2 separate regions of the Mus musculus genome follow, and region 1 is linked to region 2. The links are chromatin loops, found by intact Hi-C in ENCODE. Cell type or tissue: gastrocnemius. All regions are shown on one strand. Each heading gives the region's core, and the rest is flanking DNA. Links, peaks and the distances in the headings are about the cores only. Region 1 has its middle 21 kb from the start of Cnga2. Region 2 has its middle 6.0 kb from the start of Gabrq.

Evidence for each region. A loop is a pair of places that touch in the nucleus more often than their neighbours do. Peaks named below come from ENCODE experiments on the same cell type or tissue, not always from the same donor. Only the 100,000 strongest peaks of a DNase experiment are listed, where the experiment ranks them.
Region 1: a loop joins it to region 2, with 5 times the contacts of the local background. A loop is called at or near these places in 16 of 42 quality-filtered maps.

Annotation. Positions count from the first base shown.
Region 1 is chrX:72,010,333-72,015,716 of GRCm38, forward strand. No RefSeq gene overlaps it. Among named protein-coding and RNA genes, the nearest start is that of Cnga2, 21 kb to the left of the region's middle. In gastrocnemius, for the core only: a CTCF peak has its summit at 2,631 (motif pointing right); a DNase peak (open chromatin) is centred at 2,647; H3K4me3 peaks cover 371 bases; H3K27ac peaks cover 1,337 bases.
Region 2 is chrX:72,816,485-72,821,838 of GRCm38, forward strand. No RefSeq gene overlaps it. Among named protein-coding and RNA genes, the nearest start is that of Gabrq, 6.0 kb to the right of the region's middle. In gastrocnemius, for the core only: a CTCF peak has its summit at 3,280 (motif pointing left); a DNase peak (open chromatin) is centred at 3,274.

The sequences.
Region 1 (5,384 bases), core at 265-5,264, 810 kb before region 2:
TTAGGACTCATGCCTGAATCTAGATCTTTGTAGAAAATCCTTTTACCTACACCCACTCCCCCATTAGATAGCTTCACATTCCCTAAGTTCACACAATTCCCAGAGTACCCCCTTTCCTGGTTCTTATATTGTGTGTCCAGTTTTGATAGACTTGGTTGCCCTTCCAGACTGTGGGCTTTACAAAGGTAAGGTCGAGGCAGTCTCCTTCACTGTTTTAGCTGTAGCTTTGGTGACATGTCTTCCACAGAGGAGGCATTCAGTGTTTCTTTGTCTAGAGAGTAAGGGAATGTTCAAGTGAATGAATATGGGAAAGAAGGAATACAAGTGACATAAAATCATATGCTTCCACCTGCAAGCAGTCACATCCATAGAAAAATACTGACCCACTTCCTGTTTAGGCACGCTATTACTCACTCATCCACTTCCCATAGGAAAATCATATGTGAAATTTATCATCTGAAACATTGTATAAAATCATCAAACCTTTCTCATATTGAGAAACCCAGTATCTATTAAATAACTCCCTATTCCACCCACCCAGTTCATGACAATGGGAACTGGATTTTCTACAAATGTGGCTGCCATAGGAATATCATATAAATGGGATCCTGTAGCATTCATTCTGTGTCAGCTTACTTCACACAGTATTATTAAAATGCTTCCATGTTGCATCACATGCTATATTTCCTTTCCTTTTTAAAGGCCAAACAATATTTCAGTGTATGGATATGACACACTTTACTCATTCAGCCAGCAACTGAGGAGTATTCAGTTTCTGCCTATGATTTGGCTATTGAAATACTGCTATAAACATGGATATGCAAATATCCTGGGATCCTGTTTTTAGTTCTTTGGGAGACACACATTTCTTGAAGTGGAATTGTTGGGTCCTATGGTTTCTTTTATTTTTAGGAACTGCCACACTGTTTTGTTCAATTTTAATTTTTTCCATATCCTTGCCAACATTTACTTTCAGGTTTTGGATATGAGCCCTCCTCTTGGGTGTGAGACAGTTCTTTATTTTGGTTTTGACTTGCCTTTCTCTTATGAGTTATAAATCTGTGCATTTTCACATGTTTGTTGGCCATTTGTATGTCTTCTTTGGAAAAATATCTTTTCAAATTCTTTGGCCACTTTCAAGTCATCAGATTGCAAGTGCTATTTATGTATTATAAATATCTTTACCACATTTGCAAATATATTTCCTGTCTCTCAACTTGCCTTTTCACTCCCTTGACTGTATCTTTCAACGCATGGTTTTTAAATTCTTTTAATTGTGCTTCTTTTAAATTCAATGTAGTTTCTTTTCTCATCCCCTGGCTTACAGTAAAAAACCTTAGCGAGAGGAAGTTTCACCTAGAGGGATCTGTAACATCATACAGACTCAAGTCTTGGGCTTAAGGTGGTAAACAGTAGGGAGTTAGCACTGGTGATGGGTCACTGCTTTGTATGTACTTGGCTTCTCTGTTGTGCTATTATGCTGGAAAGAAGACTGTAAGCCCTTCAGCTTAAGAGAGGCCCAGCCAACAGGGAGAGAAGCCCCTGTATCTAAAGCCCTGGACAGCTGCTTGCCATAATGCTTGTTGCTAAGGCTGCACTGAATTAATGTTTTTACAAACCCTGGAACCTGCACAAGACATTATTCTTGCATGCTTAGAAGAACACTAGTGCCAGAAACAGGTGGCTGGTTATATTGAAAATGCTTACCTTCCTATCAGCAAGAAAGTGGTAGTTTCTCTATGGAGTCTGGTTTACCTTCAGCCAAGCCCTGGAGCTGCTTGCTTGCTTTGACAAAGCAGGGCTCTCTAGGTTTAAAAACACAGACTTTAATGCTCAGCTTCCCTTTTCCCAGACATCCTTGTATTTCATCTTCCACAACATTTTTCTGTGCATTAAACATCTATGTTCCCTTAATCTTGAGTGTGAGGTGTGTGTGTGTGTGTGTGTGTGTGTGTGTGTGCACACGTGTGCGTGTGCACGCGTGTGTGTTTGTGTCTTGTTTTTGTGAGTCTGTTTGGGACATGGCACAGACATCCGGTGAGCCTTTGGACGTCAGCCTAGTCAGACAGTGTCTATTTCTGACCAAGCCCCATCCACCCCCTTTCCTCTGTTCTCTCAGCAAGATCGTGACTCTCTGCTGCTTGTTGCTGGCCGCCACCCCCGCCTCTTTCTGTAACTGGCTGTAGTGAAAGAGCTGAAATACATTTTCCATTGTGTGCTATGTTTATTCAGTACAACATGATGTTCTCTGCTCTTAGTTTACAAATGTTTAAATTGGAATGGTTTTATTTTCTTCTGAAAATATCCACCGAAGATAATTTGCCCCACTTGTGCATGACCATCAATTTTCTTTTGTATTGGTGACCTATAGAAAACAAAAGCCCCTGCTGTCCCTCACTTTTTCTTCCCTTTCTGTCTGACCCTTGTTGGTCACAGCTTCTCTTACAGACTGCCACTCCCATCCTGGATCAGGCAGACTTAATCAGCAGCATTAATCGATCTGTTTCATAGCTTGAAGCTGAAAGATGGGACACTTGTCACATCCTTTTTTGGAGGGAGATCAATGTAGAGGGATCTCCCCACTGTTTTGTCCAATAACAAGGAAGTCCTCAGGGCACAGAAAAGGAACCCAACCACCAGAGGGCGAACTGACATCAGGAAAATGGGACGGGTTATTGTGTTTTACAGCCCCTTTATAGCACACACACATACAGATGCCCCCTTTACAGCACACACACAGAGACACAAACAGACACACATACACACCACACATAGGCCCATAACACACACCAACCAGGCCTACTTCAGCAGTTAGGTGACACCTTTAGGGCTTCACATGGCTGTTGGTGAAGTCTCTTTTCCAGGACCTCTACAACTTCTACTCCACTTGTCCTAGCCTAAGCTAATATCAGGTCTCTGCTGGATAGCTTCAGTCACGACTAAAGAGATGTGTGGCTTCCGACCTTGTCCTTCATAGTCCATTATTTATAAGAAAATTATATTCTGTCACTTTACTTAAAATATCCCAGTGGGTTTCTATTATTCTGATGATAAAACTCAAACTCATGGCTCCAGTTCCATCATCCTAAAAGATATGGCCCTGCTAGGATCTCTGACCCTGCTGAATCCTTTTAACAACCTTCTTATTTCCACCCCAGGCTTCTAGTCTCCTTTTGATTTCTCACATACACTAAGTGTCCTTCTCCTCTATAGCCTCACACTTGATCTGACTCTGTCTCTCAGTGTGTGTGTGTGTGTGTGTGTGTGTGTGTGTGTGTCCCAGAGATCTTGTCAAGACTGGCTCTTTTGTCTTTAGATCTCCTTTGGAGATCAACTCTGAAAAGATTCCATGCTACTCTGTATTGCCACCTTATTTGACTTTCCTTTTAAGTACTTAGCACAATCTTCATATCAGCAACCCAAGATAGGTATTTTGTTGTTTTCCTACTACATCTGCAGCATCTATAGCAGCCATTGGAATGTTAGTGTTCTCTAAATGGAAATGCTAGTAGTCTTAAGGCAGTGCCTTCTTTTGCTCTCTCCATTGAGTTAGACCCTACACCCTCAGCCTCATTTCCCTGCCTGTTCTTAGTCCTGGGTATACTTATCCAAACATAACTCATGGACATTCCATTACCTATCCCAGAACTGTTTTATAAGAAATTCAGCTTCTTATTTCTTTTTTTTAAATATTTTTTAATTACATATTTTCCTCAATTACATTTCCAATGCTATCCCAAAAGTCCCCCATACCACCCCCCCCACTTCCCTACCCACCCATTCCCACTTTTTGGCACTGGCGTTTCCCTGTACTGGGGCATATAAAATTTGCGTGTCCAATGGGCCTCTCTTTCCAGTGATGGCCGACTAGGCCATCTTTTGATACATATGCAGCTAGAGTCAAGAGCTCCGGGGGGGGGGGGAGTACTGGTTAGTTCATAATGGTGTTGCACCTACAGGGTTGCAGATCACTTTAGCTCCTTGGATACTTTCTCTAGCTCCTCCATTGGGGGCCCTGTGATCCATCCAATAGCTGACTGTGAGCATCCACTTCTGTGTTTGCTAGGCCTGGCCTAGTCTAACAAGAGACAGCTATATCAGGGTCATTTCAGCAAAATCTTGCTAGTGTATGTAATGGTGTCAGCGTTTGGAGGCTGATTATGGGATGGATCTCTGGATATGGCAGTCTCTAGATGGTCCATCCTTTTGTCTCAGCTCCAAACTTTGTCTCTGTAACTCCTTCCATGGGTGATTGTTTCCAATTCTAAGAAGGGGCAAAGTGTCCACACTTTGGTCTTTGTTCTTCTTCAGTTTCATGTGTTTTGCAAATTGTATCTTATATCTCAGGTATACTAAGTTTCTGGGCTAATATCCACTTATCAGTGAGTACATATCATTTGAGTTCTTTTGTGATTGGGTTACCTCACTCAGGATGATGCCCTCCAGGTCCATCCATTTGCCTAGGAATTTCATAAATTCATTCCTTTTAATAACTAAGTAGTACTCCATTGGTAAATGTACCACATTTTTTGTATCCGTTCCTCTGTTGAGGGACATCTGGGTTCTTTCCAGGTTCTGGTTATTATAAATAAGGCTTCTATGAACATAGTAGATCATGTGTCCTTCTTACTGGTTGGGACATCTTCTGGATATATGCCCAGGAGAGGTATTGCGGGATCCTCCGGTAGTACTATGTCCAATTTTCTGAGTAAATGCCAGACTGATTTCCAGACTGGTTGTACAAGCTTGCAATCCCACCAACAATGGAGGAGTGTTCCTCTTTCTCCACATCCTCGCCAGCATCTGCTGTAACCTGAATTTTTGATCTTAGCCATTCTGACTGGTGTGAGATGGAATCTCAGGGTTATTTTGATTTGCATTTCTCTGATGATTACAGCTTCCTATTTCTTGCCTCCAATCTTTCCCTGAAATATTCTTCTCTTTCTTTTCTGTCACCTCTTAAAGTCACATTCTCCCTGAATCCTCCTTTTATCTCTTGGAAGTAGATGTACATTCCTCTTACTAGTGCTCATGGGTATTGTTGGCTTTCTTTCCTTTTCTTCTTTAAGGAAAGATTTCTGAGAGTTTCTCCCCCCCCCTTTTTTAATTAGGTATTTTCTTCATTTACATTTCCAATGCTATCCCAAAAGTCCCCCATGCCCTCTCTCCAACTCTCACCACAAACACTCCCACTTCTTGGCCCTGGCGTTCCCTTGTACTTAGGCGTATAAAGTTTACAAGACCAATGGGCCTCTCTTTCCCCTTATGGCCGACTAGGCCATCTTCTGATACATATGCAGCTAGAGACACGAGCTCCGGGGGGTACTGGTTAGTTCATAATGTTGTTCCATCTATAGGGTTGCAGATCCCTTTAGCTCCTTGGG
Region 2 (5,354 bases), core at 355-5,354:
TCTCTCCTAATTGGTATTTTTTCTTCATCTCATTTACATAGACACGCCAAGCCAATCAGAGCCTGCCTGAGCATGCATGCATATGTGTGTGTGTGTGTGTGTGTGTGTGTGTGTGTGTGTGTGTGTGTGTGTATAATCAGTTCAGTATTTAGCTGGTTCCAGCTTTGGCCAGAGGGATAACAAATAGAGAAACAGAAACCCTTACACATTGTGAGAATGTAACTCAGTATTTGCTAAAAGGGGGGCAGAGAGATGGCTCAATGATTCTCAATGATTAAGAGAACTTCTAGAGGGCCTGGGTTTGATTCCCAGCACCCATTTGGCTATGACCTCTCAGCTTTACTAGTTGTCACCACATTTTACCAGCCTTAGAGCTAGTACTTCAAGCAATATTTCATGCCCATGGACAATAGTCTCCTCTTTTGTGGCCAATAGAAAGAGAGGTGAACATCTATAATACAATAGCCTTCTAAATGACAATTGGAAATGGCTCCCAAGTTATTGAATTACTTTAGAAAGCATGTTCCTTAATGCAAACATTGAATTAACTAGTGCTGAAACTGACACGTTTAAAAATAATCATCCATGGACTGACTAATCAAGTACGCTCATTCAAAAGTGTGGGTCTCACTCCCTGCCCTAATCTCCATCTCTTCACTCTTCCACTAGGTCAGGGTCTACTTCTCATATATTTGATAGGAGGAATGAGTTCTAGTCTCTATAGCACAATAGCATGACTATTAACTGAGTGCATATTTTTTTTCCATTTTTTATTAGGTATTTCGCTCATTTACATTTGCAATGCTATACCAAAAGTCCCCCATAGCCACCCACCCCCTCTCCCCTAACCACCCACTCCCCTTTTATGGCCCTGGCGTTCCCCTGTACTGGGGCATATAAAGTTTGCGTGTCCAATGGGCCTCTCTTTCCAGTGGTGGCCGACTAGGCCATCTTTTGATGCATATGCAGCTAGAGTCAAGAGCTCCGGGGTACTGGTTAGTTCATAATGTTGTTCCACCTATAGGGTTGCAGATCCCTTTAGCTTCTTTGGTACTTTCTCAAGCTCCTTCATTGGGGGCCCTGTGATCCATCCAATAGCCGACTGTGAGCATCCACTTCTATATTTGCTAGGCCCAGGCATACTCTGACAAGAGACAGCTATATCAGGGTCCTTTCAGCATAATCTTGCTAGTGTATGCAATGGTGTCAGCATTTGGAAGCTGATTATGGGATGGATCCCCGGATATGGTAGTGTCTACATGGTCCATCCTTTTATCTCAGCTCCAAACTTTGTCTCTGTAACTCCTTCCAAGGGTGTTTTGTTCCCACTTCTAAGGAGGGGCATAGTGTTCACACTTCAGTCTTCATTTTTCTTGAGTTTCATGTGTTTAGGAAATTGTATCTTATATCTTGGGTATCTTAGGTTTTGGGCTAATATCCACTTATCAGTGAGTACATATTGTGTGAGTTCCTTTGTGAATGTGTTACCTCACTCAGGATGATGCCCTCCAGGTCCATCCATTTGGCTAGGAATTTCATAAATTCATTCTTTTTAATAGCTGAGTAGTACTCCATTGTGTAGATGTACCACATTTTCTGTATCCATTCCTCTGTTGAGGGGCATCTGGGTTCTTTCCAGCTTCTGGCTATTATAAATAGGGCTGCTATGAACATAGTGGAGCATGTGTCCTTCTTACCAGTTGGGGCATCTTCTGGATATATGCCCAGGAGAGGTATTGCTGGATCCTCCGGTAGTACTATATCCAGTTTTCTGAGGAACCGCCAGACTGATTTCCATAGTGGTTGTACAAGCCTGCAATCCCACCAACAATGGAGGAGTGTTCCTCTTTCTCCACATCCACGCCAGCATCTGCTGTCACCTGAATTTTTGATCTTAGCCATTCTGACTGGTGTGAGGTGGAATCTCAGGGTTGTTTTGATTTGCATTTCCCTGATGATTAAGGATGTTGAGCATTTTTTCAGGTGCTTCTCTGCCATTCGGTATTCCTCAGGTGAGAATTCTTTGTTCAGTTCTGAGCCCCATTTTTTAATGGGGTTATTTGATTTTCTGAAGTCCACCTTCTTGAGTTCTTTATATATGTTGGATATTAGTCCCCTATCTGATTTAGGATAGGTAAAGATCCTTTCCCAATCTGTTGGTGGTCTTTTTGTCTTATTGACGGTGTCTTTTGCCTTGCAGAAACTTTGGAGTTTCATTAGGAACTGAGTGCATATTTAAAAGCAGCTAGAAGAGGGTATTTTAAGTATATGTGACACAGGAAAAACAGTTTGAAGTGATCAATAAATTAATTTCTCTGTTTTGAGCATATAACTATTGCTTTTCAATTAAAACACATTCACAGGAACTGTGACAGCATGCAAAGGGCCTTCACAAGACTATGCCAGATGGGGTCCCAGTGCTCAGAGAGGAGATGGATGCAGTCCCATCCCTAACCCAGAAGGGCTGTAGCCCTTCCAGATGAAACTATAAAAAGAGATGGCGCTCCAGTTGAAAACAGCTCAAAAAGGGAAAATTTGTTTTCACCAACAGAGTCTCACTGGGTATACAAACCACACTTAAGAGCAGGACTCCTCGAAAAACAAAAAACAAACAAACAAAAAACAAGAGCAGGCCTCATATCCAACAGTATGAAATTAACTCAGTGGTTGTTTTAGAGATTTTTGTTGTTGTTGTTTCATAATGCTTTGGGTTTTGGGGGGTGGTTGTTTTTTGTTTTTTTTTAATCTACAGGTATTTTGCTTGTATATTATAGTTTTATATCTTGTATTTTTTATGAGATTTCTATGTGTGCAAGTGTGTGTGTCTGCATCTGTATGTGTCTCTTATGCGTTTTCTTTGGCTTTTTTTCTGTTGTTTGTTTTTGTCCTATGCTGTTTTGGTTGCCTGTTTGTTTTCTAATGAAAAAAAAAAGGAGGGTATGGATTTGTGTGGGTGGGAGGTGGGGAAGATCTGGGTGGAGTTAAGGGGGGAAACCAGGATGTAGTGTAGGGGGGAAGAAAACTAATTTCAATAAAGACAAAATTGAAAATAAAATGGACCCAACCTTAACAGTACATAAACAGAAAAGAAAGAAATAGAAGCCTGTCCATGTGCTGGTTAACATTCCCTCCTTTATGGACGTTTATCTCCATCAGTTTCACTGAGATTTTGAGGGTGTTCTTTTCCTAAATATCAGCCTGGCTTTGGTTTCAGATAACAATTAAACAGAAAGGCTCATTCTGCCACCAGACCAAGAGCGTTGGTGCCCTCTCGTGGCTAGATGCGGTACTAGCTGTAGCCCTTCCAGATGAAACCATAAAAAGAGATGGCGCTCCAGAGCTAGAGTTTGAACAAGGCTTCCTTCTGTCTGGCTTGTTACAGGCATAGATGAGTAGGTATGGTTACCATCCTCATATTTCAGATGAAAGGCTAAAACACAGTTCTCTGGATTAGCTCTTGAGCTTTAATCTATACCTTCAGGTTTGTGGTCAAATGCACTTTTAGTGCAATATATATATTCTGTCCCCTAATGCAGTAGTTCTCCACCATCCTAGTGCTGTAATGAGTTGCAACCACAAATTTATTTCATTGCTAATTCATAACTGTAATTTTCCTACTGTTATAAACTGTAATGTAAATATCTGATATGTGACCCCAGAGAGGAAGGGGGTGTCACGGCCCATACTTAGAACATCCTCTATACTCTTGCACTTCACTGTAAGAAAAGGAGATACAATTAGAACATGCTAAAGGAGGACATAAACAATCAAGGCCCAGCAAAATGAAGAGAAAATGTGGACACTCGAAATCAGAAATTCAGAACCCTCTTCCTTTGTAACACTTGGTGAAATTGTTGACTACTTACCACTTGCTACAATGAAGGGTAGTTTACATCTTCAGACAGCATTCTGATCGCCTACTATTCCGTTACCCACTCTTGCAGAAAGGATTTTCTGTCGAGGCATATGAGAGCATTGCTCAAATCAAAGCAATACATGAGGTACTTTGAGCAGAAAGAGAGAAAGAAAAGAAAAGAAAGAAAGAAAGGAAGGAAGGAAGGAAGGAAGGAAGGAAGGAAGGAAGGAAGAAGGAAGGAAGGAAGGAAGGAAAGAAGGAAAGAAAGAAAGAAAGAAAGAAAGAAAGAAAGAAAGAAAGAAAGAAAGGAAGAAAGAAAGAAACTCAGAGTGACTTCCCATATGAAAGAGAATTTTAGCTTCCATCCATGGCTGATTGGAGGGTATTTTTTTTTCAGTCAGTCTCTAGTGATGAGAAGAGGGCTCACTCTCCCCAAATCTAGCCTGTTTGCCTGTATGTGTACAGGAACTTCATTGCAGCACAGAAAAGTTACATAGCCCAGTGAGTGATAGAGGGAAGAAGACACCCCAACTATAGAGCTGCTCATTTAATAGAAACAGAGCAAATGTTGAGGGAGTGGGAAGCAGAAGGATAATTTTTCTGCAAAGACCTAAAGGGAACCAAAGGGAGGGGAAAAACAGAAAGAGAAAAAGGGTATGGTGTGGCACTTAATAAAAACATATTATATACTTGTATGAATGTGCTTTCATGTCATCCAGTACTATGTACAGCTAACATACACAAAGAAAAAGAAAAGTAAATTTCATTTTAATTTTGACTTTTAAAACTACTCATTTGGTCATTCTTTTGCTTAAATGAAGTACTTTTTCCAGCCTTAGAGCTGAACTACAAGTAATATTTCACACACACAGTCTCCTCTTTTGTGGCCAATGGAAAGAGAAGCACACATCTATAAAACAATAGCCTTCTATTTCTCAGTAGACAATTCTAATTCTAATTGTATTTCCTTGCCTCTAGTTTTTAGCATTTATACTATAATGTGTAAATATAATTTTTGGCTACTTTAGTTGGCTCTTATATATACTACCCTTCTCCACCCCAATTCCTTCCATACTTCTGCTCCAACAATAGATAGGCAAGAAAGATAGTTAGAGAGGAAAGGAGATGTAGACTTCTTTAGACTGATTCCTGCTGATTACAGGCATTGAGTTCCTTGTGGGAAAGTCCCATCTTTGTCATCAGAATATCTCCAACCAGCAATCCAGCAATCCAGCAATCCAGCAATCCAGCAATCCAGCAATCCAGCAATCCAGCAATCCAGCAATCCAGCAAACAGTAAAGAGCAATCATCAAACAGAATTTTTTTACAGTAACTATTTTCTCCTTTTATTTAATGAGCATATAATCTAGCAATAAATAATGAATACCTAAACTGGCTTTGAAAAAAATCCCACTATCTAAACCACAGTGGTATGAAACTTCTACAGATAGGCCTGGTTAATTTCCCCAAATACTGAGATTAAGGGCGTGTATAACA